Regions from separate parts of the Mus musculus genome. Here region 1 is linked to region 2. Evidence: chromatin loops called from intact Hi-C (ENCODE). Cell type or tissue: heart. All regions are shown on one strand. Each heading gives the region's core, and the rest is flanking DNA. Links, peaks and the distances in the headings are about the cores only. Region 1 overlaps Prtg (protogenin). Region 2 holds the start of Prtg (protogenin).

Region 1 (15,971 bases), core at 6,764-9,263, 58 kb after region 2:
GGACCTTCAGAAGAGCAGTCGGGTGCTCTTACCCACTGAGCCATCTCGCCAGCCCCAGGCCAAGCTTCTTTAATCTACTGGTTACGATGATGTTAACCCAGCCTCTAGAGCCCCCAAGCATAAAGCATGTTTATGTCCCGCTGTGGCTTCTCAGCGTGCCTTCCCTTTGCATGAGCTCATCGTGGATCAGAAGGGGACTCGTTGGTTTTGTATCCAGTGGGAAACAGGCTGTGAGAAAATTGATGCAAATAGATCAGGGCTGGAGGTGGCTCCATGGTTAAGAGCTGGAGGTGGCTCCGTGGTTAAGAGCATGTACTACTCTTGCGGAGTACCAGAATCTGGTTCTCTGAACCCATATGGCAGCTTACAACCGTCTATAAGTGCCAATCCAGGGGCTCACCTGCACTGACACATAGACACTCCTGCAGACTCATAAATAAAACTGCTTTTTAGGAGCTCCAGCTATGGCTCAGTGGCTAAGGGCACTTGCTGCTGTCCCAGAGGCCCCAAGCTCTCATGTGACAGCTCATAACCATCTGTAACTCCAGTCTCAGGGGATCTGACAACCTCTTCTGACCTCCAAAGGCACCAGGTACACACATACCACATAGACATATATTCAGACAAAACATATGTATGAAATGAATAAATGTTCAAAAATATACAAGAAAAACATCTACAGGTACAACTCAGTACTTTGATTTTTCTTATTGTTAACTTGAAATACGTAGGAGAAATAGAAATCTATTCCTCAACATGTTTCTTGGGTATACATTCCAGCTCGTTTACACTAAAGAGTCAAGTAACAGGTTAGAAAACAGAAAATAAGAGAAGCGCTGCTCTTGGGAGAAACTCAGAGACGTGTTGCATGAAGACGTTGGCAGTAAGCGGGGCATGGTGGCGCACGCCTGCAATCCCAGTGCTCTGGAGCGGGAGGCCAGAAGATGAGGGGGTTCATCTTCAGCTGTGTAGCAAGGCCAAGGGCAGCTTGGGAAGGCGAGGCACCGTGTCTCAGAAAAACAAAACGAAGTCACCAACAGTTACAAACAGTTATCATTTTACTGTATTTTTGTGATGTGTATGTATCTGTGTGGGACTGTGTGTGCGGACTGTGTGTGCATGTGGATGCAGGCGCCCCTCGAGGCTGGAAGGGAGGAACGTCCGATCTCCTGGAGGCGGGCCGGAGCTGCTCTGTTTGGGCACTGAGAGTTCAGATTGGAAGGGCAGTGTGTACTCTTCACTGCCGAGCCATCTCTCCAGCCCCAATTAGTTAATGTTTAAAATTTTTCCAGAGATGTATATAGGTAATCTATGAATGGAATAAATAAGGAAAAAAATGCATATATACAGAAGTAGTCATTCATTCATTTGGAGGGAGAAGGCTCACTGATTTTTTTAAAAGATAATTCTTATGCTCTCCAAAGAATAGCTCTCAAAACTATAAACCGTTATTTCCTGTCCTGTTTTAAAAATCAGTTACATGGGGCTAGGCAGATGGCTCAGTGGTAAAGTGCTTGAGGAGCTGGGATGCCTAGAACCCATCTGTAGCTGGACACGGTACCATGTGACTAATCCTAATGCACCTAGGAGGAGATAGGAGATGGAGGCAGGAGACTTTCTCAGAAGCTCACGAGACAGCTAGCCTGATGTGCCTGGGATTGGGGTGGGGCTGATACGAGATCCTGTCCCAGACAAGATGGGGTGTGGGGTACTGACACCTAATGAAACTGTCCTCTGACTTTCACACATACACATGGTAGGTGTGCATCTTCCTACACACACACACATACACACACACAAACAGAGATGTGTGAGTGGACAGACAGACAGGCACATACACACACAGAGAAGTTTTTAAAAATCCTTACAGCTTTTGGTGTTTTTGCTGTGACATCTGTTATGTAGGCTGTGTGAGGTAGCTCCACTTAGAATCCTCTGCGTGGGGGAGTACACGTGTTTACTCATGTGGTTAGCTGCCTGTGTACATATATGTGCAGAAGCTAAAGGTCCATGTCGGTTGTCTTCCTCTGGCTCCCCACCTGACTTTTTTGAGACAAGTTCCCTCATTGAACTTGGAGCTCACCAGTTGACTAGATAAGCTGACTGGCAAGCCCCGGTGACCTCCTGTCTCTGCCTCCCCAGTGCTGGGATTATGTAGGCTGTGTGTTCATGTGTGTGCCACGGGAGACCCGAACAGAGATTCTCATGCTTGTGAGGTAGGCATGTTACTGACAGATCTCTATTCAGGCCCCTGAAGTCACTTTAAATGCATGAACTAGAACATTAATTTGGGATAAGAGATGCCCCGTAACAAGTTAATCAGCTGCGTGCTTCCTGGCTGTGGATTTAGTTCCATGATCGGCTTGATTGAGTTAGTTCAACCTGACAAGGTCTCAGTCCATGTAGATGCTTCCTCACTCCGCAGCAAGTTCAGGACCCCTGCATCTTCAAGTAGCATCCTGAATGGCTGGCAGGGATGTACTTGTGTGGGTTGGGTTCAAGTAGTGTTCAGCTGTTGAGCAGACTGTCTCCAAGGTGCCTTCTAACCTGAGACCTCTGATACTAATCTTTGTTATTAAGTTCCCACCAGGGCCTGGCCGGGCTTTTGGCAGGCAAATGTTAATGGGATGGGATGGGAAGGGAAGGGAAGGGAAGGGAAGGGAAGGGAAGGGAAGGGAAGGGAAGGGAAGGGTGTTCTATGAAGGGGACAGCTGACCATCTGGGACCATTTTTAGCCAGAGCATCTGGCAGTGGCTGCCTGTTTAACAGAGAGTGATGTGTCCAGAGGGCAGTAGGTTAAGGGAGCCCTGTTTGTGCCTTGCCTGGTGAATGCCGGCTTTCACAGAGCCACGGCTTGGGAAGGATGCTCCAAGGAGACCCAGCTTTGCTAAGTGGCCTTGGAAATGAATTCACGTGCTTCTACTTGCTGATCGAGTGTCGTTTTATATAACAAACTGCTTTCTCAAAATTTCATTTTCACACTAACCCCCTCTGATGCCTTTAACCCTTCCTTCCCTGGCTTTCATTTCTGGTAATTAAGTTTTCAATTTAAGAAGTGTGTCACTGGGACATGGTCTCCCTAGAAATAGGCATAGTTCTTTGTTCTAAAAGACAGAAAAGCAAACGGATTTATACCTTTAGTGTTTTTTTTTAAATGGGCATGACAAAAGATATGAGAGTCTCAGTTCCCTTACAACAGGAAAGATGGAGTCAAATGCTACTTAATTGGCTGCTTGTACAATGTTCCCACAAAGACCTGGTCAGCTGAATTTAATTGGGTTTATTAGTGGGAAATATTTAAAATGATTTTACTCAAGTACCTCAAAACTCAGTTCCTTAAGATGTGGAGTACTTTGTCTGTGGGTTAAAAAATAAATTCTTATGTCTTTAAAGAGTAAAATATAAAATAGTATGTGTGTGTGTGTGCATGTAATGTAAAAAATATGTAATTACAATAGCATATAATATATAATGGCATAAAATATAATAGTTATGTGCAAGGCCTGGATCCAGTCCCAGCATTTAAAAAGAGCGTGTGACTTGACTTTCGACGGCACTGGGAAGCTTTAGTGCCTCTGCTTCGCTCGGGTTTGACTTTAGAGTGCAGTTTGCTTTCCTGGGATCTGGTTTGTGTTGTGGGGCAGAAATTGCTTCAGGCCTGTGGTGGAGTCATTTGTGGGACCCCCTGCTCAGTGCTGTGCTGAGGGTCTTCAGGATTTACACATAGCTTTTCCTGTCTTCCTGAGTGTTCATCTCAGTTACAAGATAAATCTTTGTAATATTTATCACACAATACACAAAAAGAAAATTAATAAGGTATCATGTCCCCTGATAGAAAAGAAAATCTTGTTTCTTTATCTTTTGTTTGTTTGTTTGCTTTTGTTTGTTTGTTTGTTTGTTTTTCTGGATAGGGTTTCTCTGTGTAGCCCTGGCTGTCCTGGAACTCTCTCTGTAGAGCAGGCTGCCCTCGAACTCAGCAGAGATCTTATTGCCTCTCTGCCTCTGGAGTGATGGGATTAAAGACATGTGCAACCACCACCCAGCCTAATTATGTCTTTTTTTAAATAAATAAAATTTACATTTATTTATTTCTATTTTGAATGTGCATGTGGAAACCAGATGACAAAGTCAGTCCTTTTCTCCTACCACATGGGCCTGGGGATAAACTCAGCTGGTCGGTCTGGCAGGAAGTGCCTGAAAACCCTCTCAGCAGCCAAAAGAAGAAGCGTTATGTTCTGAAGTGTGTGCATCTCTTCCCACAAGCCCATGCAACTAGAGGCACACCTTCTAATTCATTCTTTCAATTTGGAAAATCCCGACCATTGTCAAGTCTTCCTAGAGCCATCTTGGAAGTCCGTCACTCCCTTGCTAGTCCATCATTCCTAGCATTCTGACAGATCAGACAAGAGTACCAGCTACGTAAGCATCTCTCACGCCTAGGGTTGACTTGAGACTGCAGCTTGATGACAAACCCTGGCTCTTTGCTTCACCTTTTAGATGGAGATAGTAATAGTCCTGTCTGTTCTAGAATGTTAGGGTGGAGTGAAATAATTCAGATAGAGGTTAGCGCAGCACCCTGCAAACTGCATCTGAAGCCTGGAAGACATGCCAGCAACTCTCATTTGTAAAAAATTCGTTTTCCAGACCTGAGTGTGTCCCTGAGTGGCAGATCACTCAAGTAGCACAAATGCAGCCTTGGGTTGGACCCCAGCCTGGGGGTGGGCGGGGAGAATCGATCTCTTAGGATGGAGCTGATATCAGAAAAAAATTTCCCCAAGTGTTTTTTTGTTTTTGTGGTGGTGGTGGTGGTACTGGTGTGTGGTTCCCTAATTAGTTTGGAATTTGTCCAAGGAGGGCCTTGAACCCCTGATCCTCCTGCTTCCATCTGTCCTGCACTAGGATTACAGGCCTGTGCCATCTCAAACCAGCTCTACTCAAATAAGATTTTATCATGGTTATTTCTAATTAGGAAACAAATTTTCTTGTGATACAGTGTGTGTGTGTGTGTGTGTGTGTGTGTGTGTGTGTGTGTAAATTAACTATAGATGGTGTTAAGCCAGAGATTTTATTCAGTGAGTTTAGATGAAACCTAATTTTTTTTGCGTTTCTTTCTACTTTGAGAATAGAGAATCTAAGCTAAGGCAAAATTTTCTCCTAGTGAGCCTGGAGGTAAAGCTTTAGGTTTTGTGTTTGTCTTCACCCATCCCCTGGTGTTGAAGCCTGCTTAGAAATAGGGCTAGTGAGCATCAGGAGGGTGAGGGTGGGGCCTGACCCACTTCTTACTTCCCCTAGGAAAGGAAGGCAGGCATGTATAGCAGAATAATCAGAAAATAGGACAGAGACTTAAATATCCTGGTATGAAAGACCTGGTCATGAAATAAACAGCTCAGATACGGCCCACCAAAGCCCAAGGGGGCTTAGGCTGATGCAGTTTGGAGAGAGAAGGAATCGGGGAGGGGAAGAGGAAGGGGAAGGACAGACAGGTTGGGACTTAGCCATTCTTCCTTCCCTGCCCCTCTCTCCCATAAACTCAAGACTTCTCATAGTGCCTTGGTTTCTACCCTACATCTTAGAGAGTTACATTTTGACTTAATGTTTCTTGCACCTGCATAAGAGTTCCTGAGAGCTTTGGATCCCCGTACTCCCTCATCTGGTTATAGGCCTGACTTTATACACAGTTAATTTTTTTCTTCATAAGGAATACAATGAAGTGGTCTTGACATTTCAGACACAGCAGTGTTATGCTTGGTAAGGATCACATCAAGTAATGGTCTTGAGGCTGGAGAAATGGCTCAGTGGTTAAGAGCACTGGATGCTCGTTTGGAAGACCTGAGTTCAGTGCCTAGCACCCATCTGGCAACTTACAAGTGTCTATAGCTTTTAGTTCCAGGGTTTCTGATACCCTCTTCTAGATTCCTTTAACACCAGACATAAATGTACACAGATATACACGAAGACAAAACACCCATACACATAAAGTAAAAGTAAATAAAATCTTAAGGGGCAAAAAGGCATACTGATAGTGCTGGCTCACACCTGTAATCCCAGCCCTTGGGAGGATGTGGTGGGGTGGCTGCAAATTTGAGGCCAGTCCGGACTACAGAATGAGACACCATTATGTAAGCCATGGTAGTTTGGTTTTGGTTTTGGTTTTTCTTCAAGATTTTATTTTTCTTATTTTTTATTGTGTGTATGTAGAGGGTGAAGGGGATGTGTGCAGTGAGTGCGAATGTCTGCGGAAGCCAGAGGTGTCAGGTCCCTTGGAACAGGAGTCTGTGGTTATGAGCTGTCCTGCGCAGGTGCTGAGAGCTGAACTCAGCTCCTCTGGGAGAACAGTGTATGCTCTTTATGGCAGTCTATAGCCGTGGGCTATGCATGCCTGGCACAGGAATCTGCTTTGCCAGCCACACAGAGGCTGCCTCAGAAAACACAACTCTGCCTTCCCAGTGCTCAGGACGCTGAAGCAGGGGCATCACATGGTTGAGGCTGGGTGGGGAGACAGAGGAAGACCCTGTCTCAAGAACAAACAGGAAGAATCAAACCCCATAAATCCGTGATTATTTTCCAATACCACTATTTTATTTGTGGACAATGAAATAAGAAAAAAATAGTAATTTGGCATGCCTCAATAGTAGATTATATTGTTTTGTTTTGGGCTTTTTTTTTTTTTTAAGTGAACATGGGGCTCAAGTCGGGGGTTTCCCATATGCCACTAAACTACATCCCCAGATCCCTAGCCCTTATTTATTTATTTATTTATTTTTATTTTTATTTTTATTTTTATTTCTTACTCTGTAGCTCAGGGTAGCTGTGATCTCACTATGTAACCAGGGGTGGACTTGAACCTAGGAGCTTCTTCCTGCTTGCATTTCTCAAATGCTCAGGTTATAGTCATGCGTTATCACACCCCATTCCCAATAGTATTCTCTCTAAATTCTATTTTACAACCAATTGCATCTAGACATGTACAGCCTGTGACTCAAAAACTCAGATGTGTCCCGGCAATGGCTACAAATGAATCCCAATCATTTGTAGAAGACAACACCACATCAAAATGTTGAAAGACAGGGTGTCACCTAACAGACCATTTTTAGCTCATAAGCTGGGTGACAGGCATCTGACTGTGTTATTATTTTATAAAGTGCAGGATTTATATAGTTTTACATAGTTCTATATTATATAGAATTTCATAATGCCATCCCAAGACCAGCAGCATAGCCTGGATGTTTACTGAAATGCTGAACTTGGGCTCGTCCATATTTGTCGTGTATAAGAGTAATTACCATATTGACACTCGCGTTTACAGCTTTACACCAGGTCTGACTGCATCCAGGCTTCCTACCTTATCACTCCTTTGCTTGAGTTAGCTCCCAGGAGGTTTCCAAAGGCAAGTCTGACAATATTCCGTCCCCTGAGAAAAATGAATTACTCTAGACTTGGTGCACCTCATATTAGGAAGTTATGACAGTGTCAGATTAATTCTATTTTGTGTTGTGGAGTGAGCAAGGAAATTAGCAAATAGCCCTGGGTTTCATTAATTCACAGCTTAAACAGTGTGGTTTTTAACTCCTCAGGTGAGCCTGAGAGCCTTTAGTACTTCGTTCAAAAAAAAAAAAAGAATATTTTTCAGCCTACTCAGTCATGTGATGGCTCTCGGCCCTCCATTCCTGTTTTCAAGCCCTCTGTAGCAATGTGGAATACAGAGGCACAGTGTTTAGTGGAACTCAATAGGTCCAGCCTGCAGGGGCATTGCAGGCTCTGTTTCCTTTGGCTCTGCTAGGATTATGTCACAGTAGATTCTTGGTCTTGCAAATCAGAAAGTGAACTAAATTTAGAAAATTCCAATAGTGAGCTTCAGTAACCACTGGCAGGGGACCCTGGAATCAGAACTATCCTTACAAAGTGAAGGGTTGGCCCCTCTGGGTCTTTGCTTGACTCTTTGTGAAGACACTGCCTAAGAGACAGAGGTCACTAGAAAAAACAATATTTTTTGTAAAGGATTTATTTTATTTTTAATTATGTGTGTGTGTGTTGGGGGCGGGGGTTGTACATTGTGACTCCTGGTGCCTGAAGAGGCCAGAGAGGGCATTGTATCCCCTAGACCTGGAGTTGCAGGTGGTTGTGGACCACCTGGTCATAGCCCTGGGGACCAAACTCCAGGTCCCTGAAGGATCAGTACACACTCTCAACCCCGAACCATCTCTTTAGATTCCAGAAAAGCAAATTTTCTAATTTTAGAATGGATGTAATACAAAAAAAATTTTTGGAAGTACTCATTTTTAAAGCCTGGCATGGCTGAGTGCATCTGTAACCCAGAACTGGGGGTGAGGAGGGGGGCAAAGACAGGAGGAGCCAGGCTTCTGACTGGCCAGCCTCCCTGAGCTCCAGGTTCCATGAGAGACTCCACCTCAAGGGAATACAGTGGAGAGTCGCATCTGTACAGAAGGAAAACAGCCAGCAGCGTAGTGATTACCACTGATTGGGTAGGGGCTGATCTTGCCTGCCCAGAGGCAACATGGAAACTAATAGACATGGCAGAATTGTTGTACGTTCGCTGGGTGGTGATAGTGCAAACAGAAGACCTATGGGTTTTGAGATTAGGCGGCCGGGGCTTGAATCCCAGCATTTACCCTCTCAGCTGTGGAGCCTTCAGCACAATGAGTAGCAAGTTCTCAGTGCTGCTCGCTGGTTTTGAGTGTGATTGGTCAGAGGACAGTAGAAGAACCTTGCTTGTGAGCTAGCTCTGAGTGGGAGCTGCTGCTTTTTGAGGAGAGCTTTCAGAACAGTCGGGTTTTGGAGAAGGAATCTCTGATTCTGCTTTTAATCATGACACCTCAGTGGCGTGTCTACAACAGTTTAGTACCCTGTGCATATATTAGTTATTTCTCTCATTGCTATGACAAATATCTGACACAAAACATTCAAGGAAGGAAGGGTTACTTCTGGCTTACATCATTTCTCTGGGTGTCCTGGAGCTCACTCTATAGGCCAGGCTAGCCTCAAACTCAGAGGCTACCTCCCTCTGCCTCCTGAGTGCTGGGATTTGAGACTGAAGTTGTGTGACACAGTGCCTGGCAGGGCCCAGTATTTCTGGCAGTGCTGTCCTGAGAGGAAATAACAAAGGATTAAACAGAAGACACCAATCAGTGGGCTTGTTTAAAAAGAAAGGTAAATCTTGGGGGAGGGGCCACTGCAGACAAATCTCCCTGAAGTTTTCTTTCCTGTGTGAAGATGAAACTTCAGATGTTATCTCTTTCTGAGTTACACCATTCAATGGAGTCCTTCAAAACAAAACAACAAAAAACCAAAACTACTAAGACTTCCAGAATTCTTAATGTGTGGATGATACTGGAGTTTGGTGCAACTCTAAGCATTGAATCTGTATCCATCGCCACTAGAAACTACATAGGAAATTCAGGGTGGCCATTTGTGGCTATTAGGGGATGAGAGGCACTTTTCTTTGGCAGTGGTAGATAGATTATCTACTTGTAGACTCCCTACACCCAGTGGACGACCCATCCTATGCATCTATGGGCAGCATAAGTTGGATTCAGTGAGTTAACAATACGCGCATACATACATGTATACATATGGCGGGCATGAGGGCCAGTGGGAGGACAGTGGTCCCAGAGGGAGCGGGAATGGGAGTGAAAGTGATGGTGATCGAGACACATTATCTACATTTATGAAGATTTTAAAAGAATAAATAAATCAATTGATGAGGAAGGAAAATGAAGCAACAGGTTGGACTCAGCCCTATTCTGGCAGAAATGATGCACGGATTGTTCTAAATCAGATTTCCTAGCAAATCGCAGAAGATGGCTATGAGTTCTTCAGTGGTAGAAAGCATTCTTGAGCCCAGAATCAAACAGGCTCCTGGCTGCTCTCCCTTTACTCTTGGGGGACTGCGGAGGTGAGACTACAACAGCACCCCAGAAGGATCACGTTTCTGCTGTGCCTTGTAGGATATAAGACTGAGCTCATGGTAGTGAGGTAGTGTGCATGTCTTTATTTCATGCTAAAACAAACAAACAAATAAACAAAAAACGTATTTTGGAGAGAAAGAAATAGTATGCTCCCCTATTTCATGAAGTTGTTGGATTTATCTTTTAAAAATAGTTCACTTTTCCAAAAAATGTCAAACCCAGTGAGACCTTTGTGGATAGAACTTTCTGGGTTTTACCGCTGAATTTTGAAGTCCTGTCTTGAATAGCCTCTCCCTTTGAAATTCCTGAGTATCCACTGTGCTCCCTGAGAAAACATCTGTCTAGTTAATCAAACAAGCTGTGGTGTGTAAGCAGAAGCCTGGTGTCCTAGCTACTTTAAAAAAAAAAGAAAAAAGAAAACAAAAAACAATAAAGTAATGGTTTCTTCCCTCCCTAGAACAAAATTGCATTTGCCTAAATGGCTTCCCTTTTGTGAGTTTGAAGTTTTACTGTTTTAGCAGCTGTGTGGTGGGAGGGGCTCCGCCGCATCTGGTCTCTCTTTGTGGACGACTGAAAAGGTGACGTTTGTTCCCTTCTCTTGGGAAAGCAGGTTATCCACAGGCTGGAAGCTTTGTTTTCTTAGGACCTAAATTATCTTGATGCGATTCACAAGCTTTCCATCGTGCTTAGGAAAAAAAGAAAGAAAGAAAAGAAAGACCGAAGAAGCCAGTGTGCCCTAAAAGCCCACAGCCACAGCACAGGTAACTGCAGATAACCCTTTGACCTTTGGCGCCAGGCAGAGATTTACAGTAGTCACTTCACACGCTAGTCTGAAAGGAATCCTGAATAAAGCCAGGCCCCCATGGAGAACAGAAGCCTGGTGAGGAAGTCCCATTCTTTTAAGTAGCTCTGATGCTTTGTTTGGCTTTCCTCTGGTCTGTGTGGAGCGGAATACCAATTGTGATGTGTTTCAAAATCATCTCTAACGCTGGTTAACTTTTAGGGTCTGATATCATGGTGGGTAGGGGGTGGGGCACGGTTATGCCCTCTGCTGCCTGGCTCCGTTCACATCCCCTTACCCTGACAGCTATATCAAGTTAACTTTCTGATTGAAATATTTGGATGGTTCCATTCTCTGTCTCGGCTTTTGTGGGGGGTGGGTTCCAGATCAAATCCAGGGCTCTACCCCTGCTTGGCAGAATCCTGCCTCTCAAATATATCCTTAGCCCACTTTGGTTTTTTTTTTTTTTTTTTTTTTTTTTTTTTTTGCCTATTTGTTTAAGAAAGAAACAGCAGGAAATCTTTTTCCAAAAATGGGCATAACTGAAAGATAAAGGAAACTGGAAGTCACATAAAAACAAAACCCACAATGTCCCCTGTTTATCTCTAGGAGGAAATATTTTTAAGCTTCGTTCCATGGGGTAGTTCAAATCAAGACACTTGAAAAAAAGATGCCGTGTCCTCCATCTGATGATCTTAGAGCTGTTTAATAATTATTGAACTGATTGCTTCCCAGCCTCTTTAACCTCTTCACCTCTCTTTTCGGTTACCCCACTATTGTCTACAGTGCTTGTGTTTTGAAGGGCATTAAATGGAATTTACAGTTTTATTCCTGCTGTCCTGTGTGCCTCTTGGCGGCTGTTGGTACTGAAGGTTCCTCACTGCTGCTTGGGCTGCAGTCTCCAGCCATTATCCTTAGGAACGAGGGGTCTTTGATAAACTTGGCAGTCTCCCATTTCCTAAGTCTGTAATCATGGTAAGTGCCTGCCGTCTCCTACAGAAGGAAGAGGCCTTTTAGGAAATTAAATCAATGCTGTCCCAGTGTTGATGCTCAGACCACTCTGGAAGGTTCTGGGGAATGTCAGAAATTCTTAGACGCCTGAGGTCCTCAAAGAGCTAAGTTAGAGAAGTTTTTTTTTGTTTTGTTTGTTTTAAATGCCACCATTAACAGATGAAAAAAGCTTTTGGGTGGATAGAAGAAAAATAATTGCTGTACTGGAGTAATTACGCTTGTAGACTTTATTTTGGTTTTATTTTGAACTTTGCTCTTTAACAACTGGATGCAAATGAATTTTAAGCTTTGTTCTAATTATCCTTTCTGTAAGCGAGGGGAATGCTGTAGCTGAGGCCCTTGTTGGGAGAATGTTTTTGTCTTAGGCTTTAAAGATAGTTTTGTATTTTTTTAACGAAATAATAAAATGTGCACCACCCATATAAGTAAGTGAAGGGGGCTGGAGAGGTGGCTCAGAGGTTAAGAGCACTGACTGCTCTTTTAGAGGTCCTGAGTTCAATTCCCAGCAACCACATGGTGGCTCACATCCACCTATCATGAGATCTGGTGCCCTCTTCTGTGTAGGCAGACCACTCTATATGTAGTAAATAAATCATTTTTTAAAAAAGTAAGTAAGCGAAGGCCTATTTGTAAGCACACATGATAGTAAAGATATTACTGAGTCTGGGGTGCAACCAAGTGGTAAGACACTTAGAACAGGGGTCTGGCTCTCTCCTCAGTAGTACAGGGGGAAAAATTAAAAATAAAATTATTGAAACTGGGAAGACAACTGATTTGTAAAATGCTGACTGTGTTATAAACACGAAGACCTGAGTTCTATCTTCAGAACCCATGTGAAAAGGCTGCACATGGTTGTGAACCCTTGTAATCCCAGTGCTGGGAAGGCCATGAGGCTCTCTGCCACTTAAGGTCCATCTAGTATAGTCTATCTGTGAACCTGAGGACCAACTCCCAAGATAGCTTCTATGAGCATGATGCATACCTCCATACACAAGACACTTACGCAAATAAGATTATTAATGGAAAGAAAAAATATTTTAATTGGAGACTGATTACTGTTTTAAATTTCCTTTTTTTTCAAGACAGGGTTTCTCTTTGTAGCCCTGGCTGTCCTTAAACTCACTCTGTAGGACAAACTGACCTAAATCACAGAGATTCGCTGGTCTCTGCAGGGATTAAAGGTGTGAGCTACCACCAACCAGCCTGTTCTAAAATTCTGACTCTAGTATTTTCAAGTGACTTCCGTTGTGAAGCTTTAGAGTCTTGAGAAAGACAAGGACATTTGTCACCTTGCCCCACAAGCTGTAATTATAAACTGTAGTGAGTATTATGTTGGAAGGGTGTAAGGAGACAAAGACTTATGTAATAATGAGCAGTACACAGTCTGAGGGCGGGGTCATGGTGTACTTCCCCGAGAAGGTAACACTGAGTTGACCTGAAGAATCTGCAGTAACGAACTAGGTGGAGGCCCCTGTTGGAACAGTGGAGGAACTAAATAGGGGAGGTACAAGCCATGTCCCATCAATCATGGACCTAGGCTGAGCCTGGTGTGTGCTTCTGTCTAAATAACCTGACACTTCATGGCAGGGAGAAGGCAGGTTTGAGATGGGGGTCTCACTGTGTGGCCCACGCTGAAGTCCACCTTCTCATCCTCCTGTCTCAGCCTCCAAGTGCTGGGATTACCAGAGCTGCTTAAAGCCACCTCACGTGGGTTTGAGCAGCTCAGCTTGTCAGTTCACTTTCATGAGCATCTGTAATTTTTAGAAGAGCTCTGCACTGTCTTTCTAGGATAACTTGCTAAAATACGTTTTGTTTTTGTTTTTGTTTTTTTTTTCAGTTACATTTTGAGAAGTTTAGTGTCTGCACCAGGCGCTTGGGTGAGGCCTCTTTCATTAGTAGTCTGGTGCAGAGCCCTGTGAGTTCTGCATAGATACTGCAGGTAGGGACTATCCTTGGCAGTGGCAGCTTGCTTTCAAAGCATGCTAGGATGGCAATCACATTTGAAGCTATGCAAAATACAGGAAGCACACTTCACCCGGTTATTGTAGGTCATAACTCTTCTTGGGGAAGACGTGTAAATATGTCTAACCATCGTCATTCTACATTTATATAATCACTCTGCCCCCACCCTATGTAAGTGTGTGTGTGAACATGTGTGTGTGTGTGTGTGTGTGTGTGTGCACATGTGTGTGCTTGCACATGAATGTAAAGGCCAAAGGTTGACATAGGTACCTTTCATATGACATAAGGTGTCTCCACTTTCTTTTTTAAGACAGGGCCCTCCCCCATCCCCCAATCTTGGGGCGCCTTGGTTAGACAAGGCTGGGTAGCCAGCAAGCTTCAGGGAGTCTCCTTTCTCTGCCCCTGCCGCATGCTGGTTCCCTGCACTGGGATTGCCACTTTGCCTGCCTTTCATCCGAGAGCTGAGTATCTAGCTCAGATCCTGTGCTGACATGGCAGGCTCTTACTGACTAAGCCATCTCCCCACCCCCTCATTCTTCTTTCATATAAGACAGAGTGAAATGATACAATAAAATATACAATGGTGTACAATAACATAACATACAAATCAGTGAGATGAGGACCAGGAATTGGTAAGCTTTCGATATTCATGGTAAAGGTGGGGGCAGAAAATGAATGAATGGCTTTTTAGGGACCATTTGGGTAGCACAAAAACTAGAAGGGGCTTATTATATGCATACTTTTACCCAGACCTTGCTTTAGTAGCCACCAGCATTGGAAGTGGAATCCTGTGCAAGAATATCCACTGTGCTGTTATAATCCCCCAAATAAGCTGTGGTCAGGCTGGTGACATGGCTCAGTGGGTAAAGGGATCCACTGGTAGAAGAAAACCAAGTCTTAGGTTGTCCTCTCATCATGGCGCATATACACACATGCAAATAAATAGACATGATACAGTGAAATTAAAATGTAAGCTACAGTCTATCAGACAATTTGAGTGAGTGTGGACACTGAGAAGAAGGTTTTAGAAAAATATTTAATGGGGGGGGGTGGAGAGAGAGCTGACAGTGAAGAGCACTGCCTGTTCTTCCAGAAGGACGTGGGTTCAGTTCCCAGCAGAGGGCAACTCACAGCTGCCTGTAAATCCAGGTCCCTCTTCTGTCATCCATGGGTACTGCATGCATGCAGCGCAAAACATTCATGTAGGCAAATCACCCATCACATAAAAATGTTTTTAAATTGTTAAAAATATAATACAATTAAAACATTTAATGGTCTGCATAGTTCACAGTATTTAGTGAATAAAAAAAAGCAGATTATAAAGTACAATTTTTAAAAACCTAAATAGAGTGAATAGTAAGTGGAGTTAAAAACAGTGCTTAGAGCTGGGAAGTGGTGGCGCACGCCTTTAATCCCAGCACTTGGGAGGCAGAGACAGGCGGATTTCTGAGTTCGAGGGCAGCCTGGTCTACAGAATGAGTTCCAGGACAGCCAGGTCTACACAGAGAAACCCTGTCTTGAAAACAAACAAACAAACAAAAAACCAGAAAAAACAAAACCAGAAAAATCAAAACAGTGCTTAGCTTTAGATGCTGATATCAGGAATATTTTCTTTTTTATCTGAATTGTACAAATGATCTTAAGGAAAAGTACTAAATTTGTGGGGAAGTGGGAGGTTCTGGGGAACAAACCCAGGGCCCTGTGTCTGTTGGCGAGCATGCCCACTGAGCTCTACTCCCAAGCCATAAGCTGTGTTTTCACAGGGCTGGAAAGATAACCCAGAAGTTAAGAACACTTGTTCTTTCGGAGGACGACCCAGGTTCTATTCCCAGCACCCACACGGCTGTTCAAAACTCTTGTGACTTCAGTACCAGGGGATCTGACCCCTACTTCTTATCTCTACAGTCCTTACCCGATACTCATAAACATACAAGCACACACATATAAAAATGAAAAGGAAATAATAATGAAAATATGTTTGAATTTTTTACATTATAGTTTTCGGGGCTAGAGAAAATGGCTGAGAATGAAAATGGTTAAGAATGCTTTCTGGCCTCCTAGAGGGCCTAGGTTCAGTTCCCAGTGCCCGTATCAGATTTCTCATACTCACCAGTAACTCCAGCTCCAGGGTAACTCCAGCTCTAGGGCATCTAGAACCCCTCCTGACTTCCAAGAGCACCCATGCGGACACACACATAAGGACACACTCATACACATAAGTAAACACAAGACAAATCTTTGAGTCACATTTGTGTGTGTGTGTGTGTGTGTGTGCGTGCATTTTACACACC
Region 2 (15,971 bases), core at 6,512-9,011:
CACTCCTGTCTCTCAAACTGCTGCTGAGAATCTGAGTTCAGGTCTCCATGGCTCTGCAGCAAGCACTTTACCCACGGAGCCACTTCCCATCAATGGCTTTGTTCAGAATATGAAAGTAAGAGGGGTGTAAGTCGCTGTTTCAGTAAGCTTCGTCCTCCAAGGGAAAAACCCTAGGAGGCTTCACACCTTGTCCTAAGCCCTTCAGCATCACAAAGGCACTAAATAAAGAGCTTTTTAGAGCCATCTCCAAGTCAGTCAGATTTGACTATTAGAAATAAAACTTTTCCTTTCCTTTTCTTTTTTTTTTTGAATGAAGCCTGCCTGAAAGGACGAAGGTTTGTCATTATTGGGACTGTCTGCTTACTAAACAGTAATGGAGGCGATTACTTACTTAACAGAGCTAGGTAGCGAGTGCTTCCCACACACGCTAGGATTCCCTGCAGCCCACTGGCATTTCCTCCTTTACATTAATTAAATACATTAGGTTTGAGAGCTTCAGTAACTTGTTTATAAAATATTGAAACCTAAACTGGAGTGTATTAGAAACCCCAAACCAGGCTTGACCACTGTGGCATGGTCTAGTGTATGTAACATATTCTTATGGATGAAGATTACAGATCATTCCAAGAGCTGGATCGATCGTAACCTCTTAAATAGCTATGGGTCTTAGTACATGATGCAAGAGTTATGATAATGTGAGGGCAATGCTTGAGGAGATGAGTGCTGTGCTAGTCAGAGAAATATGCTATCAATTCTCAAGCCATCTGAATAGGGGTTTTGTTTTTTAATTACTTATTTATTTTATGTATATGAGCACCCTGTTGCTGTCTTCTGATGCCAGAAGATGGCATCAGATCCCCTTACAGATGGTTGTGAGCCACCATGAGTTGCTGGGAATTGAACTCAGGACCAGTGAAAGAGCAGTCAGTACTCTTAACCACTGAGTCATCTCTCGAGCCTCTGTCTGTCTTGTTTTTAAGTAGACAAAGAGACTAGGGATAGAGGTCAACTGGTAGAGACTTGCCCAGCATGCCCCCAATTGCAGAATAAACAGGGAATGGTGGTTTCACAGCCCTTGGAAGGTGAAAGCAGGAAGATCAGGAGTTCAAGGCTGGTCTCTGCTACATAAGACCCTGTCTCAAGAAGTTAAAATAAAATAAAATAAAATAAAATAAAATAAAATGAAAGGAGAGATAGTTAAACAGTTAAGAACATATACAGCTTTTATGGAGGACTGAGTTTGGTTCACATTACCCACTACAGGAGGCTCATAACTACATGTAAATCCAGCTCTAGGGTGTCTGCCACCCTCTTCTGGCCTCCATGGGCACCTACGTTCTCAAGCACAAAACTACACAAAGACACTCAATGCATACTTGAAAATAAAAAGTAAATCTTAGAAATGATACAAAGTAGAAAAGGCAAGTGGTTTGAGGTACATGGCTCAATGGTAGAGTGCTTGCCTGGCAAAAAGAGGGGCCTTAGGTTCAAACTCTTGTACAGAAAAAACCAAACACTTAAGAAGAAAAGAAAAGTTTAAAGTCAGAAAGGATTCTATACCTAAAACAGGTAAAACTTGAGAATTATAAAACATGAAGCCTGACTCCTAGTTATCAATTATTAATGGGTGACCTTAGCTAACTCTATTTCTTCAAATTAAATAGGAGATATTACTAATAAGAAAGTCTGTGCTGGTTAGTATGTCAACTTGGCACAAGCTAGAGTCATTTGGGAGAGGGAAACTTAATTGGATAAATGTTCCCGTCATACTTGAATGTGGGCAAGCCTGTGGTTCATGCTCTTGACTAAGGATTGATGCAGTGTCTCTGTGGGCGGTGCTACTTGTGGGTTTGGTGGTCCTGGATGCTGTATTAAACAAACAAACCACACACACACACACACACACTCACACACACACACTCACACACACTCTCACACTCACACACACTCGCATGCACACACACTCACACATACACACACACTCACACACACACACACACACACACACACACACACACACACACACACACACACATTCTCTCTGACCAGCCAGGAAATGGTACTCCTCAATGATCTCTCCTTCCTGCCTCCAGGTTCCTGCTCTGACTTCCCTCAGTGATGGATTGTTGGCTGTGAGATAAAATAAACTCTTTGCTCCCAACTTCTCTATTAACCTCACAGGTTCATCATGGGAGGCCAAGGAGTACATATGAAAACTTTTGAGCAGACCACAAATGTTATACATGGTCAGAGGAAGTCTCTTCCTGTCCAGTGTAGTGCAGTAAATACACGGTCAACTTGGTTCAGCATGGTGTTTAAGGAACATCATCTTTCTTCATTTTGTTTCAATGCAAATACTGTTCCTCAAAGCAGCACCAAGTCCCAAGTCATTAAAGACCCCTGGCTGTAACTGAATAAGAACATCTTATTAACACATCTTATCCAGGAAACAGAAACACTTGGGGTCTGTTGGGACTAAGAAGCCCAGAGGGAGAAGAAAATAATCATAATAGAGAAAAATCTAGCCAGTCTGGGAATGCTGGCTCAAACCTATGCCAGCCAGTCTGGACAGCATAGGAGTGAGGCCCATGTTTGTCTGGACTGCAAATGAGACCCCGTTTCAAAACAACCCAAACAAAAATGTAATTTAAAAGGCAATAGTTCCATATGTCATTTTTCTTTCTATTCGAATTTATATTCTGAGGTTTAGAAATTGTCCAAACTCATCTAAATTATAAGACAAATTCGGACGCAACTGTTATTTTACACGGGGTTAAAATGAAATTGTAAAGTAGACTGACTTTTCTTTAAGTACATTTTAGAGTAAGTGCGGGAGTCCTAAAGGCTTTCCAAAACCACTCTCCCCTCTCTCACTCCCACCCTCCTCCCCGCATGCAATCAGGAGGATTCCTGGAACTTGCTAAAGGCAGTTAGTGACAAAAGCTAGATTTCCGTCAGCGGCTTTAATTAAAGTTAGCTTTTAGCCTGTGCCCTCGTCATGTGCCAAAGATTTAGATCGGGATTAGCAAACGCTAATCCACGTGTAAAAGCTCTGTAGGCTCCATACGGTACCCCCCCCTCCCCCCGTTAGCCCGCCCTCTTTAAATGTACGTATCGACTCCTCTGGGTTATCCTTAATTAATTTCAAGAGCTGTGAACAAATTCCCATCGTTGGTGTCTTCTTTCATCAGCCTAACTTTTAAGCAGGTAACCCCCAAAGTCTGGCCTCGCACAGCAAGCCCTGGATAGCCCCTGGTCTCACTTCTACTCTCTCTACTTTCTGAGTTTAGTTCTCACATTAAAAACTTAATTAGCTTGAAGCAGTGTTAAAACGTCCCCCGCCCCCCAAAGTAACTGCTAATTTTAGGGCTCTCTAAGATGATTTTGAAGCCAGGGCTGGATCTGATGAGACCAGAGAAGATAAGAACAGTCTCCAAATGTGGGTGGTAGTTGGGGGGTGGGGGTTGTCGCCATAGGATGCCTCCGGGGGCGCTGACAAGCCTCAGAAGTGGGAACTGGGTTTCCCTGAACAGGGCCTGGGCTGGTGAGCAAGGCAGGGGGATGGGCAGGGGCCATCAGGGGAGAAGTCTCCGGCCTTTCCACATCTCTCAACACCATCCCTCCACCCCAACCCCCTCCTCCGTGCAGAATCTTCAACTGGCCCGCAGGAGGGAGAAGGGCCCCGGGGGGCTGGCCGCGGCCAGGAGGATTGGCCTTTGTGGCCCGGTGGCCGGCCGTGGCGCGCAGGCCGAGGGGCGGGGGCTTGACCCCCAGGTGCATTGTCCAGCGGGGCCCTCCCCCTGTCCCCGGGGTCGCCCAGGCGATCTCAGCGTGTCCCTCCGCCAGCAGCGCCGACCTCGCCGTGCGGGGCCCAGGGGCCAGATGTAGAAAGTAGTCCCCGGCCGGCCAGGCTGTCCACTGCGCCGCCCTCTACAGCCTCCCTCCGCCCCCGGCTGGACGCGGCGCGCGTGGTCCCCGCGGCCTGGCGCACTCGCGGGGCTCCGTGCGCCTGCAAGCGGCGCGTCGCCTTCCCACGCCGGAGCAGCGGGTTGCAGCAGGAGCTGCGGGTCCAGGAGAGCAGCGGGAGCAGCGGGCGCGGGCGAACAGCCCGGGAGCATGCCCGCGCAGCCCCGCTGAATGGCGCCTCCCGTGCGCCCGGGGATGCTGCCCCTGCTGCTGTTGCTGCTACTGCCGCCGCTCGGCTCGGTTCCAGGTGGGCGCGCTTCCCATGCGAGTGTGCGCGACCGTGCGCGGGGAGGGGGACGGGCAGGGATGCCCCGGGTGGTGGGGCTGGCCAGGGTTCTCTCCGGATGCGCTCTCGGAGCGCTCCGAGGCCGAGGCCGAGTCTCCCTGGATCCGCTGACCACTAGCCCAGTTCATGCCATTGTCCGAGCTGCGGCCAGCTGGGGGCTCCGCGCTGCCTCCCCGGCCGCGGCCGCACGTGGTTTTATTTATATTGTTTCCTGAGTGGCAGCCTCTCCACGCAGGGGGGCGCCGCGGTTGCGCGCCGTTTCCAGGGTTTGCAGTGGGGTTCCTCCAGGTCTCGGTGGCCAAGCGGGGCGCCCCACGTTTTCGAAGCTCCAAACTGAGCAAGAAGATGGGAGGATGAAATTGCAAAGAGAAAGTTGTATGGCCCATTTATGCCCCAAGAGAGGCAAGGAGAAAGGTGTCTGAATAGAACTTACTTTCTGTATGTAGGTCTTTGGGTTCCCAGCTAGAGGTCCCTGAAATCTCTAGATTAACCTTGCACAAACTTGCATAAATTTATTTATTTCCCTTTCTGCAGTCTTGGTTTCTTCAAGGACAGGAAAATGTAAAGTGAATATTAGGGAAAGGAGGGTCTTTGACGAGAGGGGCTTGAGTTATTCATTTATAAGTTACCCTCACTGGTCTCTTCCTCCTTCTCCTTCTCCCCTTCTTTCCCCTCCTCCTTCTCTTCTTTTCTTTCTTTTTTTTTTCTTTCGTATCTTTTTTTTCCCCCCCTGGAGGAGTTAGTTTCAGTTAGCAAGAGAAAGGATCAAAGTGGGATGCGGCTCAGAAACACAATGGGCGTCTTCCGGAGTGGTGCACGCTGCAGGGCTGTTGGGGTAGCTGCCCAAGGCAGACCTTAGGGGAAGTCTGGAGCCCCAGACTCTGAGGTTTTCAGGATCTATCTTGATCAGAAACAGATAAATCATTACTGAGTATTTGTAACCAGGGCCTCGAACTGACCAGAAGAAATGTTTAAAAAAAAAAAAAAAAAAAAAAAAAACAACTCCCACCAAGACCCCCACTTTTTTTGTTGGCTCAAATCAACAAGCTTTTGCTCTGATGGCAGGAGTGCTTTATTCTGGGGGACCTGGGGCTTGTGTATGCTTGGATAAAGCATTTCCTCTGCTCTGATAAAAATGTGTATTGGTTGATTAAGCAATCTCCTATCCTTCTTAGACAGTAAGGACCAATTAGTCACGCATTTTTTTTCCAACAGTTGGTAGCACTAAAAAAGTGAAATAAAGGTTTCCTAACCCGATCACCCACTGAGTACAAGCGGCAAGTTACCAACTTTTCAAAGTCTATTGTGTGCCCTTTAAATACCTAGCTGGCTTGGCAGAAATGAAGTAAATGGATTTCTTTTAAGGAGTGGAGACAGCATCCCTGCTGTAAAAGGGCAGATAGGAAAAAAAAAATGCAAACTTGTAATTTGTCACAAAAGATAAACGTACTTCCCAAAGGAGTAGGTGCCGGGTTTCCCAAAAACACTTCAGGGGACAAGGAAATAAACTTGCTTGTTCACAGAGTTGGAGTTTTGCTAATGATTTCTTGTAAAATTAGACTTTTATGACTTAACCCTGTTCAAGATCTTTTTGACAAGCTTGTAAAGTAGCAAACAGCCTGTGCTAGTAGGTTCTGATGATTTTGGGTCTCTGGCGAGAAACCTGAGAACCAAATTTTTAGGCTGCATAGAGGGTATTAGAATCTTCCCATGTTTTGAGTTGTTGGAAGGGTCAGTGGTTATTAGGGTCCTTGGAAGTTGACCATTATGGCTGGAGAAACTGCCTTCTACCAGGAAGATGTGTTTTACAGTTGTGTGCTAAATGCTTCTATACCTGTAGTTCTGGATATACCTCTTTCTCCTTTTTTTTTTCCCCTTTGCAGGAGTGTGGAGCTTTAGCGAACTGTTTTTCATGAAAGAACCACAGGATGCAACAGTCACAAGGAAAGACCCAGTCGTTTTAGATTGCCAGGCACACGGAGAAGGCCCCATTAAGGTCACATGGTTGAAAAATGGAGCAAAATTGTCCGAAAATAAACGGATCCAGGTTCTATCTAACGGCTCTCTATACATCAGTGAGGTGGAAGGCAGGAGGGGAGAGCAATCGGATGAAGGATTTTATCAGTGTTTGGCAGTGAACAAATACGGGGCCATTCTTAGTCAGAAAGCTCATCTGACATTGTCAAGTAAGTGCTGAAATTCTTCTTGGTGGTTAACGGTTTTCATTGTTAGAATATATTTTCCGAAATTGACTTACAAATAGCACTAAAATCATGCATACATTAAGAATTTTACCAGAGAGGATGCTAGCTGGCGCTAAGGGATGCATGCAGAGAAATCTATGTATGTAAACTCCACAGGTTGGGAAGCAAACTCAAATCCGACTTTGGACACAGCGTGAAAGAAAACCTGAGTAGGCGGGCCTAGCCACATGGCAGACATTGCTCACTGTAAGAATTACATGAAGAAGTTTGGCCAGTGCAAACAGAGCCGTTGTAAAAATTTTAATCTTTTAGAGATCACCGAGTGGAAACAACCACAAATAAATCTTTCTGCTGTGTGGCTGGCTCTTGTGTGCTAAATCTTTCTTACAGCCCATCCTTCCATCTCAGACTGCCCTGAGATCACCCATGTTGCTTTGTGATTGCAAGAGAGGGCATTGGTTAGTGACTCTTGAGCCTTTGAATTAGTTATAGTTTTTTCCAGCTGAGAGGGAAAGAGACTACGGCTGTTTCTGTCCTAGGCCTAATGGAATTAGATCAGAAATGCTCTTGGTTTTTTTTTGTTTTGTTTTGTTTTGTAACTTTTAAATTTTTTACTCATTTTTATTTCACATGCACTGGTGTTTTGCCTGAATGCATGTCGGTAGGTATAAGGGTGTCAGATTTCCTGAAACTGGAGTTAGAGACAATTGTAAGCTGTCATGTGGGTGCTGGGAATTGAACCTGGATCCTCTGGAAGAGAAGCCAATGCCCCTAACCGCTGAGCCATCTCTCCAGCCCCAAGACCTGCTCATTTCTTATTCCAGTTGTCATAAAGTTTGTGATTTACAGATTTTCTTTATATTGACGTCATCTGAGCAAACCGTCAGTGTAAGTGATCCTCTGGATGGTGGTTGACTTGGCAACTGCTTTGGGTGTGAGGTTGGACTTAGGCCAGGAGAGGGAACTCCTTCAGGTCACCACCTCTTCAGGTGACTAAGCAGTATTCAGCAAACTGAGCTGATGGCAAGAGTGTTACAGTCCAGCTATGCGGTTAACCCAGGAAGGTCAGATTCTGCACTGTACACACACTGACCTGTCTATAAAGCACAGGACAGGAAGAGCACGTTCTTGAGATAACCACGTAGGCTTTAGGGAGTGGTCTGTCCAAGGTCTACACAGCAGAAGCTTGGAAGGTAGCTTCAGAGATTCCAGGTGACTTTAACTACAGCTCACCAGCATGTTTCTGCTGCGCTTAGGGAAGTCCTTGGTGTAATTTGTGCAGTGATGATGCATCCTGGAAAAGAGCCGCAAGCAGAGAGATGTTTGTGTGGATTACGTTGGCAGATTAGAGGCGCTTCCAAACTTAGGCCAATCTCCACCCCTACCAAAGAACATAACGGTGAAAAGATTTCTGATAAACTCCACCCCACCCCGCTGATTTCCTTTGGCTATGGTCCCTGGTCAGAAATCTTTCTTTCATTGAGTACTGGTTTCACTGGATAAATCCACTTTGAGGAGAATTTGCATTTTAGCCTTGTGACTGTTCGCCTGTACCTTGTCTAATGTACAATCACTGTGGGATTTTTGCATCTCCATCTTTCCAGATTCGTGCAATCATTTTTTTTTTCATTTTAATTTTGTCATGTCAAGGCACTGTAGCTTAGGTCGTTTTTTTGTGGGGAAGTGGGTGATGGAGGTGAGTAGACAGAGGACTTAAAAGACAGACGTTTAACAGGGCCACCCTTGTTTTCAGGACCTCCTGAGACTGAACCTCATAGCTCACCCAGATTTCTGACTCCATAAATACAATCGGAAATGAAGCAAATATTAGGACCAGGGTCTGGGTTTGTGGCATAGTGTTGGAGCGTGTGTTTGGCATGCATGAGTGTCTAGGTTCCAAACCCCCAAACCAAATGCAAAATAAAAAATTCAAACCAATCATACAGAAAGCTTTTTACCATTTTGAGTATTTTCACATTTTTATCTTTAACACTTTTATTAATAATACTTAGATATTAATCACTTTGAGAAGTATTATGGGGAAGTAGATGGCCTAATCTTCATATTATAAATATAAGAACTTTGCATTGAAAAGTCGGGTGTGGTACATACCTGTGATCCCATCCTGTGGACGGCTGAGGAGGGAAGGTAGTGAGTTAGTTTTAGGCCAGTTTGGACTGCATATCAAGACCCTGTTTTAGAAGTGTTTATTTGCTCACTGATCCATCTCACAGGACCTCACAAACAAACAAAACTCCCCAGATTGAATGTTTAGAGCATCTCTTGCTTTGGTTGGGGACTGTTACAGGAGAAATTTTGTAGAGTTGCTGTTACGGATTTCAAACAAGAAGCGCACAAGATATTTAAATTTAGATTTCTCTTTAAAAATAAGACAGCTCCCAGTGATCCTGGATTCATAGTTTTGATGTTTAAGAAGCAGCGTCTTGTGACAGGGGCTCTAATCACTCTTCCTGTGCAGATGTTATCGTGAGCAGGAAGAGATGAGGAGCATTAAGTGGATATTCTGTTGGTGTGTGTGTGTGTGTGTGTGTGTGTGTGTGTGTGTGTGTGTGTGTGTAGCTAGTTCTTACCCTTACGGATAACACCAGGGCACCATGTTCTTTTTGTTTTCTTAGGGATGTTATGAGCGAATGCATCTTTTGGTTTAGCCGTAGTAGCCATCTGTAATCTAAAACTTTAATCTGTGACACTCTTAACGTTTTTGTTTTTTAGTTTGTTTTTGTTTTTTGCTTTTTTGTTTATTTATTTTTTATTTTTTTTTAACCCCCACAGGCTGAGTCTTAGTTTCTGAATTTAGCAGTCTAGAATCCGGAAAGTTGCACTCTGGGCCAGAATTCCATTATTCATGTGTAAATTAGGAATGGGCAGGGTTAAAAGGTTAGCCGCTGGCCAGGGTGAGGTTTACCCTGTGATAAAGAGCAGATGACCCTCATTCATTGGCCTCCGCTTTCATGTGGCTCTTCTGCAAAGTTGCTTATTGCCATGAATTGTTCTTGAGGAATGCAGAAACTCGAAAGCGAGCTGGCCCTTCCTTAAGTGTCACTGTGGGACCTTATCTCCCCGGCACATCGGCACAGGGCTCTTCCCCAGGGCCTGGAGGCTTGGCTTTCCGCTTGTTCACCCAAGCACAAAAGAATGCGTCTAGCTTAGTTTTGCTAAGGCATCCCTTTTTAAAAAGGAAAACATAGGGTTAACATAATATATAGCTTTTTCTAAAAAAAGTAATCCTTTGTATTGATAGCCATCTCATGGGCCCCCTTTTTACATTTTCATGTAATTAGAAAAGAAGGGGGAGTGGTGTGGGGAGGCCCCTCCCTAGTTGCATGTAATAGTCTTTTTGTAATAATCAGAACATTAAAGCATGGTCTACGAATGTGAATGCATTACATTTCAGTACATCAAAATTTCACCTACTTGAGTGCTAAGTCTTCCTTATATAAACACTGATTAAAATATTTTAGGAATACCAAGTAACCAGAGAGCTGTATTGATGTTCCTTGCGTCCTTAATGCGGGCGTAAGATAAATCTCAGAGGAAAGCGTTAGTGCGCTAAAACAGTCTCATATTTCAACAAGTGTAAATTAAGATAAGGGAAGTAAAGGAGGAGGCGGGTGTGTTCTGTGATGTGTAAAAGTCTGGCCATCAGTGCGGACTGAACAGGAAGCTGTCTGTTTGTTTCCCTTCCATAAAAGGTGGAACTCAAAGCCTCTGGCTGGGAGGGAGACAGCACAAATCCGGCCTATGTTTTAGGGTTTTCATGATTTTTTAATTTTTTTTTTTTTAAAACTTGGGCAAAGGCTTAAAAACCTGTAATGGAATTCCTTTACCTTCAGATTTTTTTTTTTAAAAAAACCCTTTGAGATTAATTTTAGTCTCAGTGAAGTTGTTCAGTGAGCGGTTTTATAACTTTAGAGTGACTAGGCTCACTGCTGTTGGTAGGACACGCTGTTTCTCCTGAGGAAGACACTACTGCTTCAATGTAAGATGAAGGTCTTAGCATCTTTATTTTGTGGGTGTCGGTTTCTGCCTTAAAGAGTCCTTTATAAATTGTCACCCAAACTTTATTTTGAAATATAAAGGGCGTTTAAAGTATTTAAAATAATGTTTGAGAAAAGGGAATGGTGTGGCCTATGAAAAGAGAAGAAGGATATAAAAAGACAGCTCAGATATTTGGATTTTACCAGAGATCCTGGACCCAAAACTGGCACAGTTTTCCTGCAGTGTCCTTGTTACGGTGAGGCCAGACTCCTTTCTGTGAGACACCCAAAAACTTACAGCCGCCTGTTCCCGTTGAGCAGCACTAACCTGGAACTCGGAGTCAATGGATTTTGGAAAAAATAAAAGAGAATAAAATAGGTATTTAGAGAGACCGATCTGGCCACCTGTACAATAACGCTTCGTTACTGCCTCCTGATACTCTAGAAGAGAGAGAGAGTGGTTTGAACAAATCTGTTTAAGTCCTGCCAGATGTCCAGGATGCATGAAGTCAACTTAGTAAAAGCTACAGACACCTCGTTCTGCAGGCTTCTCCAGTGAGGCTTGGCTCTGAGGCCCTCCCTGGTAAGGTCTGGGGATCAGGGCCCTGATAATCTCTGGGTCAGAGAACCAGTTTTTCCTCCTTTGCATGGGATTCTCTTCTCATTTTATGCCACTTGTAACATTATCTCCCTCTTTTCAAAGTTGGTGGATTTTTTTTTTAAGCAAAGCAGCCTCCAACAAGGGGGTAGAGCTCTCCTTTCTTGAAGACACACACACACATGCACACACACACTTGCGCACACACACACACAGACACACACAGACACACACCACATGAATGTGTGTATTATTTCTGCCCATTTTAAAATAAAACCTCAAAAGGGTCCTGGGTCCATCCCCCTTTGGTCAGCTGTCTCTGACTGTCTCTGAGATTCTGAAGAAAAGCCTTCACAGCCAGGGGTTGTTGGTGCGACCTGGGGAATCCATATTCCCTGATTTAAACTGCTGGGCCTGCTGAGGAAGCGCATAACAATTTAAGAGACTAACAGAAAACCAATCTGTTAAGCAAGGCTTTAGGTTTAATGTGTATTTCAGCCAGGGAATATAATGTATTTGACGTTGCCTCTGTGACAGCCATAGGGGTTTTTTTTAATGTTCTGATTATTACATATATGACTATTATATGCAACTAGGGAGGGGCCTCCCCACACCACTCCCCCCTCTTTTCTAATTACATGAAAATGTAAAAAGGGGACCCATGAGATGGCTATCAATACAAAGGATTACTTTTTTTAATTGGATATTTTATTTATTTACATTTCAAATGTTATAATGTTATCCTCTTTCCTGGTTTCCCTTCCAGAAACCTATTCCATATTCCCTGCCCCCCCCCCCCCCCGCGCGCTTCTATGAGGGATTCCCCTACACTGGGGCATCGAGCCTTCACAGGACCAAGGGGACAGCCATATTTTTAATTACAGTTTGGAGACATGATCTTTATCTTATAACCAGGGGTGCTCAAATGGAATAATTGCTCCATCGTAAACTGATGGAGGCTTACTTGTGAAATAGTCAGCCATGTTGAGTCATGATTTCTTTAAAAAAAAAGAAAAGATATATTTATTTTTATTTTATGTTTATTTGTGAGTGCCTGCCTGCATACATATGTACCATATACATGCACGGTACCTCCGGATACTGCAGGATGCCCTGAAACTGGAGGGTGTTCCAGACAGTTGTGAGCATCTTGGTGTGGGTGCTGGAAACTGAGCTGTGGTCTCCTATAAGAGTAGCAAGTGCTCTTAACTGTTGCTCCATCCCTCCAGCTCCAATGCTTGAATTTCCTAAAAACAACTTGGATGACTTAGTTTAAAAAAAATTTTTTTTCTAAAAATATCTCAAGTAAGTAAGTCTATTTTACAACTTTGAGTTTACATTGTCTGGCCCCTACATTATAAAGTATCTTTAAATATATAACTTATACGTTGGTAAGTAAGAAAGGAAGCCGATACAGATAGATGCTTAGCCTGGCAGCTCAGCTTGAAGAGGGACATAGTTAATGGAGATGATGTGTAAAACAGGTAACAGAGCTCCACACTTCTCCAGTGCTGCAGAGGCAGGGCTGTGGTGCTGGGGTGCTGGGGTGGAGTGAGATGCCAATGGGTTGTGCATGCCTGGGGGCCTGGCAGACATCTCTGACTCTACACTTAAAATTTTCTTTTCTGACTTTTACATAGCTTAAGAAACCTCTGATTCTTAGAGACTGCTTTTGATGAACCTTAAAATGCCAAATTCTTACAGACTATGCAAAAGGCACGAATTTAAAATGTTTCTTTTGTTTGTTTGTTTGGTTTATGGAGGGGTTGCCCTTCCAGAGTGTTTATAGATGTTTGACAGCTTCAATGTTGGCAGCCGGGTAGATGAATTGGTTAGATGAATCAGTAACTGTGGGGAATCTGGGCACTGCCCAGGACCCTGGTTTCTCGCTGGTGTCCTTTGGTTAGTGTGTGACAAAGAGAATTTCTGTAAAAGCTCACTTGATGAAGCTGCAGTCATGCTTTATGTCATGAGTGCTTTTTCTTCATACATGTCTGTGTGCCATGTGTGTGTCTGGTGTCCGTGGAGTCCAGAAGAAGGCGTTGAATCTTCTGGAATTGTGTTACAGGTGGTTGTGAGGTGCCATGTGGGACCAGGTCCTCTACTTAGCCATCTCTCCAACCCCTTATTGAAGTTATTTAAAATTTTTCTTTTGTGCTTTATACCGTGTGTGTGTGTGTGTGTGTGTGTGTGTGTGTGTACATGTATGAGCATAGAGGTGAGAGTCCAGAGGACACCTACAATTTCTGGATGTGGGGACTCATTGAACCTGGAACTCATTAGCTCAGGAGTATGGCTGGCCATGAGCCCCGGAGATCCTCCTGTCTCTGTCTCCCTGGTTCTGGGTTACAGTGCACGCTCTTGTGCTTGGCTTTTATATGAGTGTGGAAGATCTGAACTTGGGTCCTCATATTTGTGCAATAGACACTTTACCCACTGAGCCACCATCTCTCCAGCCCTAAATATATACTTGATGAGAGTTTGTTCAACCCCGTTCTAACGGCACCATAAGTCCTTGGACTTTGCTCATGGGAGATTTAAAGCCAAATACAGATATTTTAGATACTTGTATTCTATTTTTCTATGTTTATTTTTGTGGTACCAGGGATTAAACCCAGAGCCTTCCATGGCAAGGATACACCTTATCAACCGAGAGGTCTCCCCAGCTAAGCTAGGACTATTTGTTTATGATTTATTTTTATTTTATGTGTCTGAGTGTTTGCCTGCGTGTATGTATGTGCACCATGTGTGTGCAGGGCCCTTTAAGGCCAGATGAGGGTGTTAGATCATCTAGAATTGTAGTTGTAGGCAGTTGTGAGCTGCCCAGGTCCTCTGCAAGAGCAGCAAGTGCTCTTAACCACCGAGTCATCTCTCCAGCCCCTATTTGATAAGAATCTAGGGAAGTGTGCTATTCTTCTGTCTGGGACTGTTCAATTCTATATGGCCATGGTGCTTCAAGAGCTTGCACATGTGAGATACAGTTTTATAAATATTGATGGTAAATTCTGATGTGTATTGATTTAACATTTCATCTTTTTTTTGGGGGGGGGGCGGTTCGAGACAGGGTTTCTCTGTGTAGTCCTGGCTGTCCTGGAACTCACTCTGTAGACCAGGCTGGCCTTGAACTCAGAAATCTGCCTGCCTCTGCCTCCCCAGTGCTAGGATTAAAGACATGCGCCACCACTGCCCAGCTCATCTTATTTTTGATTCCATGTTTTAAAAGTATAGTTAAGACTTTCTCTTGAGCTTTGCAAATGTATTTGTGTAGAAATAGATTATACCACTGTCCTCAGTTTCTATTAATAATGATGAGGTTTAATCTTTCTGAGTTAGTGTGAGACTCTTTGATTGGGTTTACAGTAATTCAGATTAGAATATTGACCTTGAAGTGGATTTAGAATAGGAAAAAAAATGCTTTGATGTTAGCAGTGCCATTAAAAAAGGAAAAACAAACAAACAAACAAAGAAAAAACCCCAAAACCAGGAGGCACAGCTTTCCTTAAGATATTTTGCCAGCTGCTGTTTTCTGAATAAGTAGAATGAACTTTTAAAAAATTGTGTGTGTGTGTGCGCGTGCATGTGTGTTTGTGCGTGCGTGTGTGCATGTGTGCACACGTGGAAGTCAGAGGACCACTCGCAGAAGTCAGTTCTTTCCTGCCACCACGTGGGTCTGAGCTAGAACTCAGGCTGCTAGGTTTGGTAGCAGGTGCCTTTACCCCCTGAGTTTTCTGTGTTCCCAGAAAAGTTACATTCATGTTCTAAATTGGCGATTAAAAAAAGAAAACTTTTGATTAGATTTATTCATTATGGCTTGTGTGTAAAGGCATGTGTGTGTCATGGTGTAGACCATAGGACAACTTGCAAGAGCTGGTTCTCTTGTTCTACCATGTGGGTCCTGGGGATTGAACTCAGGACTCCAGGCTTGGCAGCGAGTGTCTTTACCCACTGCGCCATCTCAGCAGCCCAGTTAGTAATGTTTTTAATGTAATTTTAATTGAGGAACTACTTGGACTAAAGCTGTGTGATGGCCAAAAGTGTTTTTGAAGTTATCCGAGTGATAGGATATGACTCTTTGTAAAATTTTAATATTTTTTAGATTTTAAGTTTCTATTTATATGTACAAATGCTTTGCCTGCATGTGCCTCCTTGTATAGAAATGGTTTTTTCATATTCAAGGAGTTATCAAGTCCACACTATAGGAAAGGGACTATTACAGAAGGGACACTGAAATTAAAGATAACCTCCTATTATTTTGTATGTATCTGTGGTGCGTGTATGTATGTGGAGGGCAGCAGTTGTGTGTATCTGTGGTGCGTGTATGTATGTGGAGGGCAGCAGTTGTGTGTATCTGTGGTGTGTGTATGTATGTGGAGGGCAGCAGTTGTGTGTTTCTGTGGTGTGTGTATGTATGTGGAGGGCAGCAGTTAGTGCCAGGTATTTTTGACTATTCTTCTACTTGTAAATTGAGGCAGAGTCTCACATTTAAGCCTGCAAATAAAGCAATTAAATAATTATTTACAATATGTAGACTAAAACAGGGAGGCTCAGATGAAAACTGCCGGGGCTAGAGAGATGGGTCAGTGGTTTGCCACTCACTGCCCTTCAGAGGACCCTGGTTTTATTTCCAACACTGGTCTCTGGCAGCAAAGAACCACCTGTAACTCCAGCCTCAGGATATTGTGATACCCTCACACATGCACGTGTGCATACATACGAACACATATACACGTTCTCATAAAAAAATTAACAAAATAAGTGAAACACAAGTGACACAAGTGACACGCATGTTTGTGTAGGTTTGAGAACTGTCTCATGTCCTTGCTTCTCCGTCTGCCAGACTCCCTGTAGAACAGTTGTGACCCCCCCCCCTTTAGTTTGTGTGTCTTGGAAAACAAGAACAACAATAAGAAAGGTGTTGA

Evidence for each region. Hi-C counts contacts between places; a loop is a spot of excess contacts. Peaks named below come from ENCODE experiments on the same cell type or tissue, not always from the same donor. Only the 100,000 strongest peaks of a DNase experiment are listed, where the experiment ranks them.
Region 1: a loop joins it to region 2, with 4 times the contacts of the local background. A loop is called at or near these places in 3 of 42 quality-filtered maps.

What each region holds. Positions count from the first base shown.
Region 1 is chr9:72,861,238-72,877,208 of GRCm38, forward strand. All of the region lies in intron 11 of Prtg (protogenin), which reads left to right. Among named protein-coding and RNA genes, the nearest start is that of Pygo1, 56 kb to the right of the region's middle. In heart, for the core only: no CTCF peak of the experiment used is centred there; no DNase peak of the experiment used is centred there; H3K27ac peaks cover 267 bases.
Region 2 is chr9:72,803,320-72,819,290 of GRCm38, forward strand. Prtg (protogenin) reads left to right here and starts at 3,955. Exons shown (of 20, transcript NM_175485.4): 1 at 3,955-4,213; 2 at 6,136-6,438. The coding sequence starts at 4,138. In heart, for the core only: no CTCF peak of the experiment used is centred there; no DNase peak of the experiment used is centred there; H3K4me3 peaks cover 231 bases; H3K27ac peaks cover 1,816 bases.